Linked DNA regions of Homo sapiens: region 1 is linked to region 2. A link is an interaction called in ENCODE POLR2A ChIA-PET data of the cell type or tissue named here. Cell type or tissue: PC-9. All regions are shown on one strand.

The links. Peaks named below come from ENCODE experiments on the same cell type or tissue, not always from the same donor. Only the 100,000 strongest peaks of a DNase experiment are listed, where the experiment ranks them.
Region 1: POLR2A ChIA-PET joins it to region 2 with 10 read pairs; 33 of 35 experiments call an interaction of 5 or more read pairs at or near these places.

Annotation. Positions count from the first base shown.
Region 1 is chr11:18,397,960-18,405,959 of GRCh38, reverse strand. LDHA (lactate dehydrogenase A) reads right to left here. Exons shown (of 8, transcript NM_005566.4): 3 at 6,412-6,529; 4 at 4,950-5,123; 5 at 2,947-3,120; 6 at 2,149-2,266; 7 at 388-511. Among named protein-coding and RNA genes, the nearest start is that of LDHA, 7.4 kb to the right of the region's middle. In PC-9, no CTCF peak of the experiment used is centred here; no DNase peak of the experiment used is centred here; H3K27ac peaks cover 2,904 bases.
Region 2 is chr11:18,309,170-18,317,169 of GRCh38, reverse strand. It overlaps HPS5 (HPS5 biogenesis of lysosomal organelles complex 2 subunit 2), which reads left to right. Exons shown (of 23, transcript NM_181507.2): 3 at 5,146-5,256; 4 at 5,719-5,783; 5 at 6,237-6,429. Among named protein-coding and RNA genes, the nearest start is that of HPS5, 9.0 kb to the left of the region's middle. RefSeq lists an enhancer at 6,264-6,343. In PC-9, no CTCF peak of the experiment used is centred here; DNase peaks (open chromatin) are centred at 3,009, 3,919 and 6,199; H3K4me3 peaks cover 1,422 bases; H3K27ac peaks cover 6,542 bases.

The sequences.
Region 1 (8,000 bases), 89 kb before region 2:
AAATTCCTTTCCAGGTGTTCAGTTATGATTTAATTAATAGTATAAAAGAAAGTCATTAAAAATAGTAACATAATGCTAACTTGAATATAATTTCTATTTTCCCCAATGGAGAAATAGTTTATTTCTTTTATAGTCTTCCACCTACCTCAGCATAATTGAACAAGACTTTTTTGTAGTCAAATTATCAAGTATCTATGTGTTGAACAGGCCTAATGGACATTAATCCTAAAGCTCAACCATTTCTTTCAAAAAAGGTAAGCTGTGGGTACATTAATTTATTTCACTTAAGTCAGTAATGGAAGACTTGTATTAATCTTTCTCAGAAGAATCTTTTTTAAAAAGCCAGCAAAAAGCATTCAAATGCAGCGTATCACTACATAGACCTACCTTAATCATGGTGGAAACTGGGTGCACCCGCCTAAGATTCTTCATTATACTCTCTGCCAAATCTGCTACAGAGAGTCCAATAGCCCAGGATGTGTAGCCTTTGAGTTTGATCACCTCATAAGCACTGTATGATAGGAAACCATAGGTAAAGGCAGAAAAAGCAGGGTGGGAGAAAGAAAGAAAAACAAAGTTTTCATTAATACACATTTTACAGTAAATAATGCCACAATGTTGCATTATACCAAGAATAACCCTTGCACACATGTATGCTAGGATATTATGTACAGGGATATTCATTAACAGTACTGTTAGTAACAGCAAAAACATGACAATCTTTCCAATGTCCTCCAACAGAAGAATGGATAAATCATGGTATACTGATACAATGGAATATTACACAGCTATCAAAAAATAAACTATAGCTACTTGTAAAAAAAATTGGATAATTCTTAAAAATATAATATTGAATTTTAAAAAGAAATCCAAGATAACATAGCATCCTTAACTCAGGATTATCTCAAGTGGGAGCGTGAGGGGGACAGAGGGATAGCTGGGGGAAAGAGCACAGAATCCACTTATTTCCAAACACCAGCAGAATACTAAATTCTGATTCAACAATGTTATTTGACAGATATTGTGTTTCTTTCTTGAGCTGGGTGGTGGGTTCACAGGTTTTATTTAATTAAACAAATACAAACAAGAGGGCCTTGCTTGACCAATCACAAGAATATGTTATGAACTAAAGATTATGATTCTTTTTTTTTTGAGACGGAGTCTCGCTCTGTCGCCCAGGCTGGAGTGCAGTGGCGCGATCTCGGCTCACTGCAAGCTCCAACTACCGGGTTCATGCCATTCTCCTGCCTCAGCCTCCCGAGTAGCTGGGACTACAGGCGCCTGCCACCACGCCCGGCTAATTTTTTGTATTTTTAGTAGAGACGGGGTTTCACCGTGTTAGCCAGGATGGTCTCCATCTCCTGACCTCGTGATCTGCCTGCCTCGGCCTCCCAAAGTGCTGGGATTACAGGCATGAGCCACCATGCCCGGCTATGATTCATTTTTTAATTCTATAGACCTGAGGTCCACACAGGACCACAAAGGTAAATAATGCCACCAAGTTGAAAGCTTCCCTATTTCAATAATTTTTTTTTTCCTTTGAGACAGGCTCTTACTCTGTCACCCAGGCTAGCAGGCTCTGGAGTGCAGTGGCAGGATCTCGCTTCACTGCAGCCTTGACCTCCCAGGCTCATGCGATCCTCCTGCCTCAGCCTCTCAAGTAGCTAGGACCACAGGTGCTCACCACCATGCCTGGCTAATTTGTGTATTTATTGTAGAGACAGGGTTTTGCCCTGTTGCCCAGGCTGGCCTTGAACTCCTGAGCTCAAGTGATCCTAGGGCCTGGGCCTTGCAAGGTGAGGCACATTCTTTTTTTTTTGGCTAACATGGTGAAACCCCATCTCTACTAAAAATACAAAAAATTAGCCGGGCGTCATGGCATATGCCTGTAGTCCCAGGTACCCAGGAGGCTGAGGCAGGAGAATCGCCTGAACCCGGGAGGCAGAGGTTGCAGTGAGCCAAGATTGCGCCACTGCACTGCAGCCTGTGCGAAAGGGCAAGATTCTGTCTCAAACAAAACAAAACAAAAAAACCACACAAGTTTTCTAACAAAAAGTTCTCAAATGCAAATACTATTACAATTTTAACCTTTTAAATAAAAATAGTAAATGTTAATATTCTGTGTTGCCAAATTGAAAGATTTATTACCTCTCAACCACCTGCTTGTGAACCTCTTTCCACTGTTCCTTATCTTTATCAGTCCCTAAATCTGGGTGCAGAGTCTTCAGAGAGACACCAGCAACATTCATTCCACTCCATACAGGCACTAAAAGAAATAGTACAGACTACATTTATTTTCATGTACCAACAGATTAGTAATTGTGATTCATTTTCCTAATTCTCTTATCTTCGGAGGAAGAATACTCAATTTTGGTAGATGGTCAAGACTACTAATGTAGTCATTACTCACTTTTAGATTAGATTTTCATTTACTTACATTATGTAAAACTAAGAATTTTAACTGTATTCTAACCTGTTTCTCTAGCCAATTGAAATGTTTAACCCATGTATATTTGAAATATAAAGATAGTATGAGAACATAAGGGGGGTTTTCTTAGCATACAGAACCTAATCATAACATTTTTCAACTGTGATAATATAACTTTTGTGCATTTGGATTTGCTCATCTTTTCAGGGCCAGGCAGTACAAGTCAGGTATAAACAGCTGTGATATTAAATGACTGAAGACATCCTAAGAACTACAGTCTTAAGATATCCATGGTAAGAAGAGAAATTTCATTTCCCGTCCCCCTCGCCATAAAATGCCATATAAAATGGCAACAATCTTAACAATTCTTAACATATAATTATACAAAATGCTAGATTTCGGGAAACCATTCCATCCTACTGAATGGATATTTGATTAGGCTCTAATTGAATAATATAATGCCCATCGACTTTTTATATAATCTTTTCAAAAACAAAAAGAAAATAACTTATGCTTACCACTGGAATCTCCATGTTCCCCAAGGACCCACCCATGACAGCTTAATGGGTGAACTCCCAGCCTTTCCCCCATTAGGTAACGGAATCGGGCTGAATCCAGATTGCAACCGCTTCCAATAACACGGTTTTTGGGAAAACCACTTATCTTCCAAGCCACGTAGGTCAAGATATCCACTATGAAAAAGGAGAAAATAAAAATCACCCATTATCCTCTCCCTACACACAAAAAAGATATACCTACTATGAAGAAAACACTTAACCAGATACTAGGTGATCATTAGATAATAATAGGCTACTCCAGATATATGGCTTTTCAGGATCTTGATATTGATCATGGCTAACCAATAATTTTGTTAATATTTTTAAGCCTCTACACTATGTATATCAAGTCCATTAATTATTCAAAAAGTAGTTTTGGCTGGGCATGACAACTCACACCTGTTATCCCAACACTTTGGGAGGCTGAGGTGGGAGGACTGCCTGAGGCCAGCAGTTCAAGACCAGCCTGGGCAACATAGCAAAACCCCATCTCTACAAAAAAACTTTTAACAAACTAGCCAGGCATATTGGTGCACGCCTGTAGTCCTAGCTACTTAAGAGGCTGAGGAAGAAGGATCACCTGAGCCTAGTAGGTCAAAGCTGCCATGATCATCCCATTGCCCTCCAGCTTGGGCGACAGAGTGAGACATGCTCTCAAAAAAAAAGTATAGTAACAGTTTTATGAAAATAAACTGTTTATCAACTAAGAGACAATTATGGGCCCGGGCACGGTGGCTCACGCCTGTAATCCTAATACTTTGGGAGGCTGAGGCAGATGGATCACCTGAGCTCAGGAATTTGAGACCAGCCTGGGCAACATGGTGAAACCCCTTTCTACTAAAACTTCAAAAATTAGCCGAGCATGGTGGCACGTGCCTGTAATCCCAGCTCTTGGGAGGCTGAGGCAGGAGAATTGCTTGAACCCAGGAGGCAGAGGTTGCAGTGAGCCAAGATCGAACCACTGCACTCCAGCCTGAGCTACAAAGTGAGACTGTCTCAAAAAAAAAAAAAAAAAAAAAGAGAATAACAATTATTCACAAACTTATCCCTTATCCAAGATCTTGGGCAGGTAATTTTAAGCTCCAACTACATTTAAAGGCATTGTATTCCCTTTAATGTTTTAAAATTATTAAAAAACAAAAAACACACACACACAAATCTCCTTAGAAGGGAAATGAAACATGAAAAATAAATGAATCACCAGGCACGGTGGCTCACGCCTGTAATCCCAGCACTTTGGGAGGCCAAGGCGGGCAGATCACGAGGTCAGGAGATCGAGACCATCCTGGCTAACCTGATGAAACCCCGTCTCTACTAAAAATACAAAAAATTAGCCAGGCGTCGTGGTGGGCACCTGTAGTCCCAGCTACTCGGGAGGCTGAGGCAGGAGAATGGCATGAACCCGGGAGGCGGAGCTTGCAGTGAGCCAAGATCAAGCCACTGTACTCCAGCCAGGGTGACAGAGCAAGACTCCGTCTCAAAAAAAAAAAAAAAAAAAAAAGAAAAATAAATGAATCAATAAATATGCGTGGCTGGGCACGGTGGCTCACGCCTGTAATCCTAGCACTTTGGGAGGCAGATGGACTGCTTGAGGCCAGGAGTTCAAAACCAGCCTGGCCAACATGGTGAAACCCTGTCTCTACTAAAAATATAAAAAATTAGCCATGTGTGGTGGCAGGCGCTTATAATCCCAGCTACTTGAGAGGCTGAGGCAAAAGAATCGCTTGAACCCATGAGGCAGAGGTTGCAGTGAGCCCAGATTGCGCCACTGCACTCCAACCTGGGCGACAAGAGCAAAACTCCGCCTCAAAATATATATATATATTTTAAAATAATATTCGAAAATATTTTTAAAAATGTATTTTTTAAAATATTTCAAAATATTTAAAATATATATAATATATATATCATATACTATCAGTTTTACTATAGCTTGTCAATTTTTATGCAGTCAAAAGCCTCACCTGGATTTGAAACAATAAGCAACTTGCAGTTCGGGCTGTATTTTACAACATTAGGAATGATGAATTTAAAGATGTTCACGTTACGCTGGACCAAATTAAGACGGCTTTCTCCCTCTTGCTGACGTGCCCCAGCCGTGATAATGACCAGCTTGGAGTTTGCAGTTACATTATAGTCTAGAGAAAAGGGGAATAATGACCAGATTAAGGCCTTTAGAATAAATTTTACCTAGGCAGCAAAAATTTGTTCCATAAATGCTCCACAAACCTTTCTTGTTCTTAGAGTTTTATCATTATGGCTTCTTAAATGGAGGAAGAGCATGTCAACATCTTCCTTGTAGTTTTAGTCAAGTTGTAACTTTATGTAACTACAATTAGGGAGAGCTGGAGGAAATCAAGTTTATTATTTGATTCTCCTATTAATTTCTTACATATCCTCAAATTTTTGATCCCCAAGCTCAACGTTCACACTCTTCCATACTCCTGTTTCTACTTAACTGGTGTCCTATCAGCCCAGGAACAGGCAATTTCGTGTGTGTGTGTGTGTGTGTGTGTGTGTGTGTGTGTGTGTGTGTGTGTGTGTGGTGGTGGTGGTAGGGGGACTTGTTTTTAAGCAGAGACAGCTTTACACTTAACAAACATATTTTGCTTCTAGATACCCTATGGCACAAGAGAGTTAAACCAGTGATGAAGGGAGTTGCCCATCAGCAAGGTGGCCAGTGATTTTCAGGTATCAAAATAGACACTATTTGGGCTCACATTCAGGTTTCTTGGCTGGTGCTGTTAAGTGTGAAAGGGTCAAGCCAAGAGTATTAGCTGAACAGGCTCATTTATTTACCCTATTCTCAACTTCGTGTGTGAAAGGATGTGGGGGCAAGTAAGTAACACAATGTGGTTAAATACAGACCTAAGGTTTAAGCTTTACTCATTACATTCTAATTCAGATGGTTTGCATAGCATGGACAAATTGGATTTCTATTTTAAACCATTTGCCAGAAATTGAAACTTTGATATTCACAGGCACCTAAGTGAAATTGTTCCCAGGCTCTTGCACCCGGCATTTAAAACAAAATCTTTAAAGAGCTAGGATTTCAAGCCTGATAAAACATTTAAGTCTAAAGCCGGGCACAGTGGTTCACACCTGCAATCCCAGTACTTCGGAAGGCTAAGGAGGGAGGATCACTTGAGCCCAGTGGTTCAAGACAGGCCTGGGCAACACAGTGGGTCCCCATCTCTACAAAAAGTAAAAAAATTAGCCGGGCATGGTAGCATACCCTATAGTCCCAGTTTCTTTGTGAGGGGGAGGGGGTAATGAAGTGGAAGGAGGATTGCTTGAGCCCAGGGTTCGAGGCTGTGGTGAGCCATAATTGTGCAACTGCACTCTACCCTAAGCAACAAATGGAGACCATCTGGAAAAAGAATTTAAGTCAAGCATGGATTATAATATAAACTTGTTGAAATCAACCTTTGCCAGAGACAATCTTTGGTGTTCTAAGGAAAAGGCTGCCATGTTGGAGATCCATCATCTCTCCCTTCAATTTGTCTTCGATGACATCAACAAGAGCAAGTTCATCTGCCAAGTCCTAAAAGACATCAAATCTTTAGTTAAATGGAAAATTGCCACTTCTAGATTTTTAGAAGAGCATGAAAAATTTCTATATTTCTGGCATAGGAGAGTTCTGTTACTTTATTAGTACAGTATCGAGATATTCAAAGTAGAGGGCACCCCATTTCAAAAGCTGACTTACAGATTACACCCTACATAGATAGCACTGACCCTCTCTCCAGCCCTGTCTCCCCACTGAAGCGAGCTCTATAGGAGTTCCACCACTGCAGATGTGGAAGCAGAACACTGGACTGGCAGTTGCTAGAATAACTTCCAATTATATAAAACTGCTCTGTCTACTCTCTCAAATTCCATCCTACACACCAATTTTAGGTTGTTATTCATTTAACTAGGTGATATTGACCAGCATCAAGACTTGAAATTAGTAAGAAATGTTCTGGCCGGGCATAGTGACTCACATCTGTAATCCCAACACTTTGGGAGGCCGAGGCGGGCACATCACTTGAGGTCAGGAGTTCAAGACAGCCTGGCCAGGCCAGGCACGGTGGCTCACGCTTGTAATCCCAGCACTTTGGGAGGCCAAGGTAGGCGGATCACGAGGTCAGGAGATCGAGACCATCCTGGCTAACATGGTGAAACCCCGTCTCTACTAAAAAATACAAACATTTAGCCAGGCGTGGTGGTGGGTGCCTGTAGTCCCAGCTACTTGGGAGGCTGAGACAGGAGAATGGTATGAACCCGGGAGGCAGAGCTAGCAGTGAGCGGAGTTCACGCCACTGCACTCTAGCCTGGGCGACACGGCGAGACTCCTTCTCAGAAAAAAAAAAAAAAAAAAAAAAAAAAGACCAGCCTGGCCAATATGGTGAAGGCCTGTCTCTACTAAAAATACAAAAATCAGCCAGGCGTGGCGGTGGGTGCCTGTAGTCCCAGCTACTCGGGAGGCTGAGGCAGGAGAATCACTTGAACCCAGGAGGTCAAGTGAGCCAAGATCGTGCCACTGCACTCCAGCCAGGGCAACAAAGCGAGATTCCGTCTCAAAAAAAAAAAACTTAAAAAGTTAAAAAGTCTGATTTCCGCCCATCTTTCAGAGATGGAATCTGAACTATTCCCTGGTTGATTCCATATATGAACCAATACTAACAGTTATGGATAAATAGGTTTGTGCAGTGTATAATACTGGCAAAAAATATCCTTATAGTTGCAACTCAAAGTTCATAGGTCCATTTCAGGCCAGGAGCACCAATAACAGCTTTAATACAACTGGATGTGGTCTATCGTTACCAAAAGTTATTCAAGCTGCAGATCTATCCCTAAATCATCCACAATATAATGAGTGTCAGTTACTCTTCTTACCCACACCTGAGCCAGAGGCCATCACAGAGAAAAAACATAGGCGGTTTGTAGGTGTGGGGAAAACAGCATCAATTTCTCATCTAGTGGGTAAGGAATAAAAGTTGGTGTATTATGTGGCCTTTCCTAAGAACATA
Region 2 (8,000 bases):
CAGGCTGGAGTACAGTGGTGTGATCTCAGCTCACTGCATGCTCCGCCTCCCGGGTTCACACCGTTTTCCTGCCTCAGCCTCCCAAGTAGCTGGGACCACATGTGCCCGCCACCACGTCTGGCTAATTTTTTGTATTTTTAGTAGAGACGGGGTTTCACCATGTTAGCCAGGATGGTCTCGATCTCCTGACCTCGTGATCTGCCCGCCTCGGCCTCCCAAAGTGCTGGGATTACAGGTTTTATCACTTTTGTTTGAGCTAATTAATTACCTCTTGAAGCTACTTGCTATGTGGGCACTAGACTAACTGACACCAAGTAGTGATAAAATGCAGTACACTTCATAGTTCAAAAGTGTATAGCCAATCACTAATCAATGTTATTGCTGTAAGCCAATGAGAATTCCTGACAAACAGCCTCTTCTGAAAACTTGAGTTTCTTGTTTTCCAGAGCATTCCCCAAGGCAACTTGGAAGTTTGTCCTAGGCTGCATCCTCAACCTTGGCCCAAATAAAGTCAATGTTAATTTGGCCTCAACTTCTTCCTTTTAGGTTGACACTTTACATAGAGGTATAATTTTCATAGCTCTTTCTTGATTTATTTTTTGAGCTATCTTTTGAATTCTAATTTACCATCCCTGGAAACCATGATACTGACTTGCTTCATTTTTCCCCGTTAGTGTTCTTGCTGTCTTCTCTCAGAAAGTAATATATTTGATTGAAAATAAAATGGTATAAATGAGTATATCTCACAAAGACCAAGAGAAAACTGTCTCTTCATCTTCTGAAGGTTTGCTAAAAATCAGCTACTAAAAATAAGATTAATAGGAGAAAAGGCATATAAAATCTTATTTTCTTTTCTTTCTTTTTTTTTTCTTCTTTTGAAACAGGTTGTCTCTGTTGCTCAGGCCTAAGTGCAATGGGGAGATCCTAGCTCACTGTAACCTCAAACTCCTGGGTTCAAGTAATTCTCTTGCCTCATCCTCCTGAGCAGCTGGGACTAAACATACTCGATACCATGCCAGGCTAATTTTTAAAGTTTTTGTAGAGATGGGGTCTTGCTATGTTGCCCAGGCTGGAGTACAGTGGTGAGACCATAGCTCATGATAACATCGAACTCCTGGCCTCAAGCAATCATGTGCCTTGGCCTTTGGCTTCCCTAAAGCACTGGGATAACAGGAGGGAGCCACCATGCCTGGCTGTGTGTACCCTCTTTCATAGGGAAGTGGGGATATGGAGAATGTAGATGATTGTTTTGAGTGGCAATAAATCATTATGGAGAATGAATAGACCTAGCAAGTGGGAGGCAGACATGGGAAGGTGAGGGATGGAGCTGCATAGGAACAATCTGACTTATGCAGGTAAAATCCCCCAGATAAACTCTTGGAGCTACCTTCAGAAGAATAAATGAAAAGTCTATCTGGGCATGATGATGACTCCCGGTCTGTTGATTTTTCCTGGTTATTTGATGAGATCCTTAGGGAAAGGGTTTAGGACAATTGCATTTCTTTTGGAAGGAAGCTTTCTTTTTCTTTCTTTCTTTCTTTCTATTTTTTTTTTTTTAAGATAGAGTTTCACTCCCTTGCCTAGGCTGGAGTGCAGTGGCACGATCTTGGCTTACTGCAACCTCCACTTCCTGGGTTCAAGTGAGTCTTGTGCCTCAGCCTCCAGAGTAGCTGGGATTACAGGCACCTGCCACCACGCCCGGCTAATTTTTGTGTTTTTCGTAGAGACAGAGTTTCACCATGTTGGCCAGGCTCGTCCCAAACTCCTAGCCTCAGACAATCCTCTTGCCTCCTCCCAAAGTGCTGGGATTACAGGCATGAGCCATTGAGCCTGGCCCACTTTGGAAAGAAGCTTTCTTGGTCAGATAAGGAAATTCCTCTGGAGAGAGTCCCACTCTGTGCTTGGTGGAGAGGTGGAAACGAGACAAGGTTAAAGGGACTTTGGTTTTGAGGCAGCTTCTAAGAACTGTCAGCATGTCAAAGCTCCCTATTTTGGGGTATTGGTTGCTGAGCCCCAATAACCCCTTTACATTTTGAATAACATGTAGTTATACTAAGGTCATTCCAAAACAGGGAGTCTGGTGTAACCCTCGTTTTAGGGAGAAAAGCAAAAGTTAGTTAGCTCTGGGCAGAATGTCGACCTAAGAGGAAGAAGCTAAGAGGAAGAAGCTGCCCTGGCTTGGTGGCTCATGCCTGTAATCCCAGCAATTTAGGAGGCAGAAGTGGGAGGATTGGTTGAGCTCAGGAGTTTGAGACCGCTTGGGAAATATGGCAAAACCCCATCTTTACAAAAAATACAAAAATCAGCTGGACGTGGTGGTGGGTATCTGTGGTCCCAGCTACTCAGAAGGCTGAGTTGGGAGCATTGCTTGAGCCAGGGAGGTTGAGGCTACAGTGAGCTGTGATAGCTCCACTGCATTCCAGCCTGGGTGACACAGCAAGACCCTATCTCAAAAGGAATAAAAAAACCCAGAAAACAAAACAGACAAAGGCGAAAATAATATAAGCAGACAGTTTATTAGGGCCAAGCTTGAGGATTACAACCTGGGAACATAGATAAAAGTTGCTTTAAATATACACTTTGATTAGCAGCAGTTACAAGTGGATTATTTATTTATTTATTTATTTATTTATTTATTTTTGAGATGTAGTCTTGCTCTGTTGCCCAGGATGGAGTACAGTGGCACCATCTCAGCTCTCTGCAAACTCTGCCTCCCGGGTTCAAGTGATTCTCATGCCTCAGCCACCAGAGAGGCTAGGATTACAGGTGTGTACCATCATGCCTGGCTAATTTTTGAATTTTTAGTGGAGACGGGGTTTTGCCATGTTGGCCAGGCTTGTCTTGAACACCTGGCCTCAAGTAATCCGCCCGCCTCGGCCTCCCAAAGTGCTGGGTGGATTATTTTTTGAGACGGCTGGTCGGGGGAGGGGGGATGCGGTCTTACTATGTTGCCCAAGCTGGAGTGCAGTGGCTATTCACAGGCATCATAGCTGAGTCATAGCACACTGCAGTGCACTGTAGCCTTGAACTGGCGTCAGGCAGTCTTCTTGCCTCAGCCTCTCAAGTAGCTGGGACTACAGGCATGTACCACACCACATGGCCTGCCTAATTTTTATATATTTTTTAGAGATAGGGTTTCATTATGTTGCTGTAGCTGGTCTCAAACTCCTGGGCTCAGTGAGTCCTTCTGCCTTGGCCTCCCAAAGTGCTGGAATTACAGGCATGAGCCACCGCACCCGGCCTTTTTTTTTTTTTTTGAGACGGAGTCTAGCTCTGTCACCAGGCTGGAGTTCAGTGGCGCAATCTTGGCTCACTGCAACCTCCACTTCCTGGGTTCAAGTGATTCTACTGCCTCAGCCTCCCAAGTAGCTGGGATTACAGGCACGCACTGCCACACCCAGCTAATTTTTGTATTTTTAGTAGAGACGGGGTTTCACTTTATTGGCCAGGATGGTCTCGATCTCCTAACCTCGTGATCCGCCCACCTTGGCCTCCCAAAGTGTTGGGATTACAGGCGTGAGCCACTGCGCCTGGCCTGGATTTCTTAAAAATAAAAATGTTTAAATTAGGGCTGGAGTCTTATTCTGTTGCCCAGGCTGGTCTCGACATCCTGACCTCCCAAAATGTTGGGATTATAGGCATGAGCCACCTTGTCCAGCCCAAGTGGATTTTTAAAGGAAAAGAAGAGGCAGATTCTGAGTTGTTTAGCAAAAACTCATATTAAAATAACAAAAACTATTGATTGGCTATACATTGTTCTTTGTATCACAGATTTCAGTGACATGAAGGTAACAGGTGAGACAGCTAGTCAGTGACAAAATTACTTTAAACAATTGCCCCCAGGCGTGGGTGCAGAGAGTGGGTGCATGACTGATATCTCATATTCATTTCTGTCTGGGCCTGCATACTTCACATAGCTCAGACTGCCCTGAGCTATTTTTTTTTTTCCCTCAATAAGTATGTGTTTTGATTGTCCTTGGAATTCAAAGAACTATGTACTTCCTTCAATCTCTGAGTTATTTTGATTAAACTCAGGAATGATGTGGTAAAAAACAAAGTTTCATAACCAGTACCAAAGTAATTTCATTTTTATACTTTTGCTACTGCCCTAAAGGAGATACTAGCATCTGAGGAAAGGGAAAATAGGAAGTGATAGACAGTAATATGAGTAACAATTTTGAGGCTTGATATCAGTTAGACATTTTTTCAGCTGCAAATTACAGTATGGTGTAACATATTAATAGGAGCTTACGTGGTAAAGATGTTTATAATCTCATAGGAGGTTAGTGTTCTGGGTTTAGTGTAGTGGCCCAATGATATAACTGGCTCCCATTTTTCCTGTTCTACCATTGCACATATGTTAGCTTTTAGCTGCTTTTGCAATATGTGTCCTGTCTCCAGTCTTACTGTTCTCATTAACATCTCAAGAAAGTGGGGGCAAAGGGCAAAGGCTTTCTACAGGCTCTGCCTTTCATCTTTCATCAAGGCCTCAGCAGCCTTGGTCTTATTAGCTAGAATTGAGTTACATGACAACCCTTGGCAACTAGGGAACTGGGAAGGTGAATATTTAGGTTTTCCAACTTCTATGGTGAAAAGCAACAAAATTGAAGAAGATTGGGAATGTCTCTTAGTCAATCAACTAATAACTTTTACCACGGGGTATTGGGCACGGCATGACCACTGCATTCTCTGATGGAGTCTCACCTACCCTAAGACTTGTGGATGTTTTGTGGTGTTTGTACAGATTAGAAATGATTTAAATGAACGAATATTTAACCTGGTTGCTTTATCTTCTGGTAACTTCCTTGGTCTTCCATTGTTGTAGTCAGCATTGGAATGACCTAGCCAAATTACACAAAATATGAAGTCTTAACAGCCAGCGTTTGCCAAGGGAAAATTACTCATACAATGGAGCCTATTCAGCCTTTGTGAGATTCATTTAGAAGTTTAAAAACAAAATGTTCTTTCTTCAGTATTTTTTACTATTCTAGAACTAGAGAATAAGTGTCATATTGTGTCCATATGGGCAGAGGGTAAAGTGAGGGAAGGAGCCTGATGCATAAATCCTCAGTATTTATTTTCAGTGGATAGTCTATTTGGTTAAGTAGCTGTGATTATCTCACACTTCTCTTCACATGTTTTTAGTGCACGAGCATAGCTGTGTCTCGGAAATGGTTGGCTTTGGGCAGTTCAGGAGGAGGACTCCATCTCATTCAGAAAGAAGGCTGGAAGCACAGGCTTTTTCTTTCACACAGGGTAAGATTAAGGGCAGCTCTGTCATACACCATTTGGAGTCTCTTTCATAAATGCAAATTTCTCCAATATAAATAATCATTTGGAATAAAAGAATGTAGAACTTGGCTTGGTGCGGTGTCTCACGCCTGTAATCCCAGCATTTTGGGAGGCCAAGGCGGATGGATTACCTGAGGTCAGGAGTTGGAGACCAGCCTGGCCAACATGGTGAAACCCCGTCTCCACTAAAAACACAAAAATTAGCTGGGCGTGGTGGTGAGTGCCTGTAATCCCAGCTACTTGGGAGGCGGAGGCAGGAGAATCGCTTGAACCCAGGAAGTGGAGGTTGCAGTGAGCCGAGATCGCACCATTGCTCCCCAGCCTGGGCAACAGAGCGAGACTCAGTCTCAAAAAAAAAAAAAAAAATAATAATAATAATAATGTAAAACTTGAGATTTAAAAAATGTATTTTCTTTTGTGCTCTAGGAAGGTGCAATTTCTCAAGTCGCCTGTTGTTTACATGATGATGATTATGTTGCTGTAGCTACCAGGTAAGAATCTGTTCCAAAACTATCTGTCCTTTTTCAAATGCATTTTAAATTGACACATGTGTTTGTTAGGGTGACCAACCATCCTGGTTTGCCTAGGATTGTCCCGGTTTTAACAGTGAAACTCCTGTGTCTCAGGAAATCTCTCAGTACCCAGCAAACCAGAATGGACAGCTGGTCATCCTAGTATTTGTAGAAAATGCTAATTTAAGGTTACAACATTTCAAAGGCCTTAAAAGATAAAGGGAACAGAGATAATTTAGATCATTTAACTTCTCCTATTAAACTGGTTTGGTGACTAAAACAAGGAAATTAATACCTTGACTTTTTATAATACTTCCTCTTTTCTGAAGAACAAGAGTTGCATATGTATTTGATATAGTTGATACTGTGATGCAACAAAATTGTACCTTGTTCACTGTTGCCACGTTTGCCTCTGTGACTCAATTCTTGCAGTCAAGGTCTTGTGGTTGTTTGGGAATTAAATCAAGAGCGTCGTGGGAAACCGGAACAAATGTATGTGTCTTCAGAACACAAAGGCCGAAGAGTCACAGCTCTCTGCTGGGATACAGCTATTCTTAGAGTTTTTGTAGGTGATCATGCTGGGAAGGTTTCTGCTATCAAACTCAATACTTCTAAACAAGCAAAGGTGAGAAGCAGTCCCATTCTTTGTGTATGTAGTGAGATACAAGGTGTTGTCTTATAAAACTTCCAATTAAAGGATGTGATTTTATCTACTGTATTTCTTGGGAGACTAATCCGGAGTCCAAACCTGGAGATTTTGAGGAGACCTGTTTTTATATAGTACACACGGTGGCCTGTTAGCTCAATACCGTTACAGAATGGCTTTTGTGAACTAACTTCAGTACTTTGCACATTATCTATTGCAGTCCTTCCTGATTCACCTGCATGGCTCATTTAAAGCATTCTTTAGTATAAGGCTATTAAGAAAGAAAAGATATCTATTTATTATTGGTGTGAATAAAGTGACAAACATAGAAATGACACCAATTGCCCAGGCTTCTGGTCTTCTCTGCTTCTTGTGTAGAAGAAACTCATAGGTCTAGGAATATTTTTTATCAGGATGGATATAACTTATTTTGAATGGAATCTTGAAGACACCTTCTGGCTTTGCTCTGCTCTGCAGGTCCTCAGGCTTCTTGCTGCAGTTATGGCTAAGTAGAAGGGTTGAGACTCAGGTTACCCTAACAGAATGCTCCAGTCTGTCATTAAGACAGAATAGACCAGCTTCTCATTGTCCTGCTCCTCCACGACCATTACATCAGAAGTAGAGGGATTTGTCTTGCATTGGCTTATTTCTATTTAGGATCCTGGCAGAAAAGAAAGGCTCTAACTACTATTGGCTAAATTTATTTTATTTTATTTTGAGACAGGTTCTTGCTCTGTCACTCAGGCAGAAGTACAGTGGTGAGATCATGGCTCACTGCAGTCTTGATTGCCCAGGCTGAAGCAATCCTCTCACCTCAAACCTCCTGAGTAGCTGGGACTACTGGCATGCATCACCACGCCTGGCTAATTTTTAAAAACTTTTGTAGAGACAGGGTTTCGCCATGTTGCCCAGGCTGGTCTCGGACTCCTGGGCTCAAGTGATCCAATCACCTTGCCCTCGCAAAGTGCTGGGATTACAGACATGAGCCACTGCGCCTGGCTATTGGCTAAATTATTTTATTTTAATGAACACATCAGAATATTTTTCTGGTTTGCCGTCATGACCTATCAACGTTATCAATTGATTCTTAATATATTTTGGACCTAAAATATAGAAACCCTAGTAAACTTATTTTGTCTTTTTCTAAAAGGGAGAAGTGCTATCTACAGGTGAAAAATTCTTTCACATACTCCAAAACTTTATTTATCTAGAGACAGGTTCTTCTTCTGTTGCCCAGGCTGGCATATAGTAGCATGATCTTAGCTCACTGCAGCCTCAAGCTCCTAGGCTCAAGCAGTTCTTCTGCCTCAGCCTCCCAAGTAGCTGGGATTATGGATGTGTGCTACCATGCCTGACTAACATGTTCTAAACCTTGCTTCATCTTTTTCGTTCTAACCTCTAAGATTAGATAATCACAAACAGATCCTTGAGAAATCTCTTCTGCAGTTACGTACCAGATTATTTAATACAACTTTTAAGTGACTAAAACTTTGATATCCTTACAAGCAAATTAAGTTTTGGCTTATTTGAAAATTTTATTTTGCTATTCA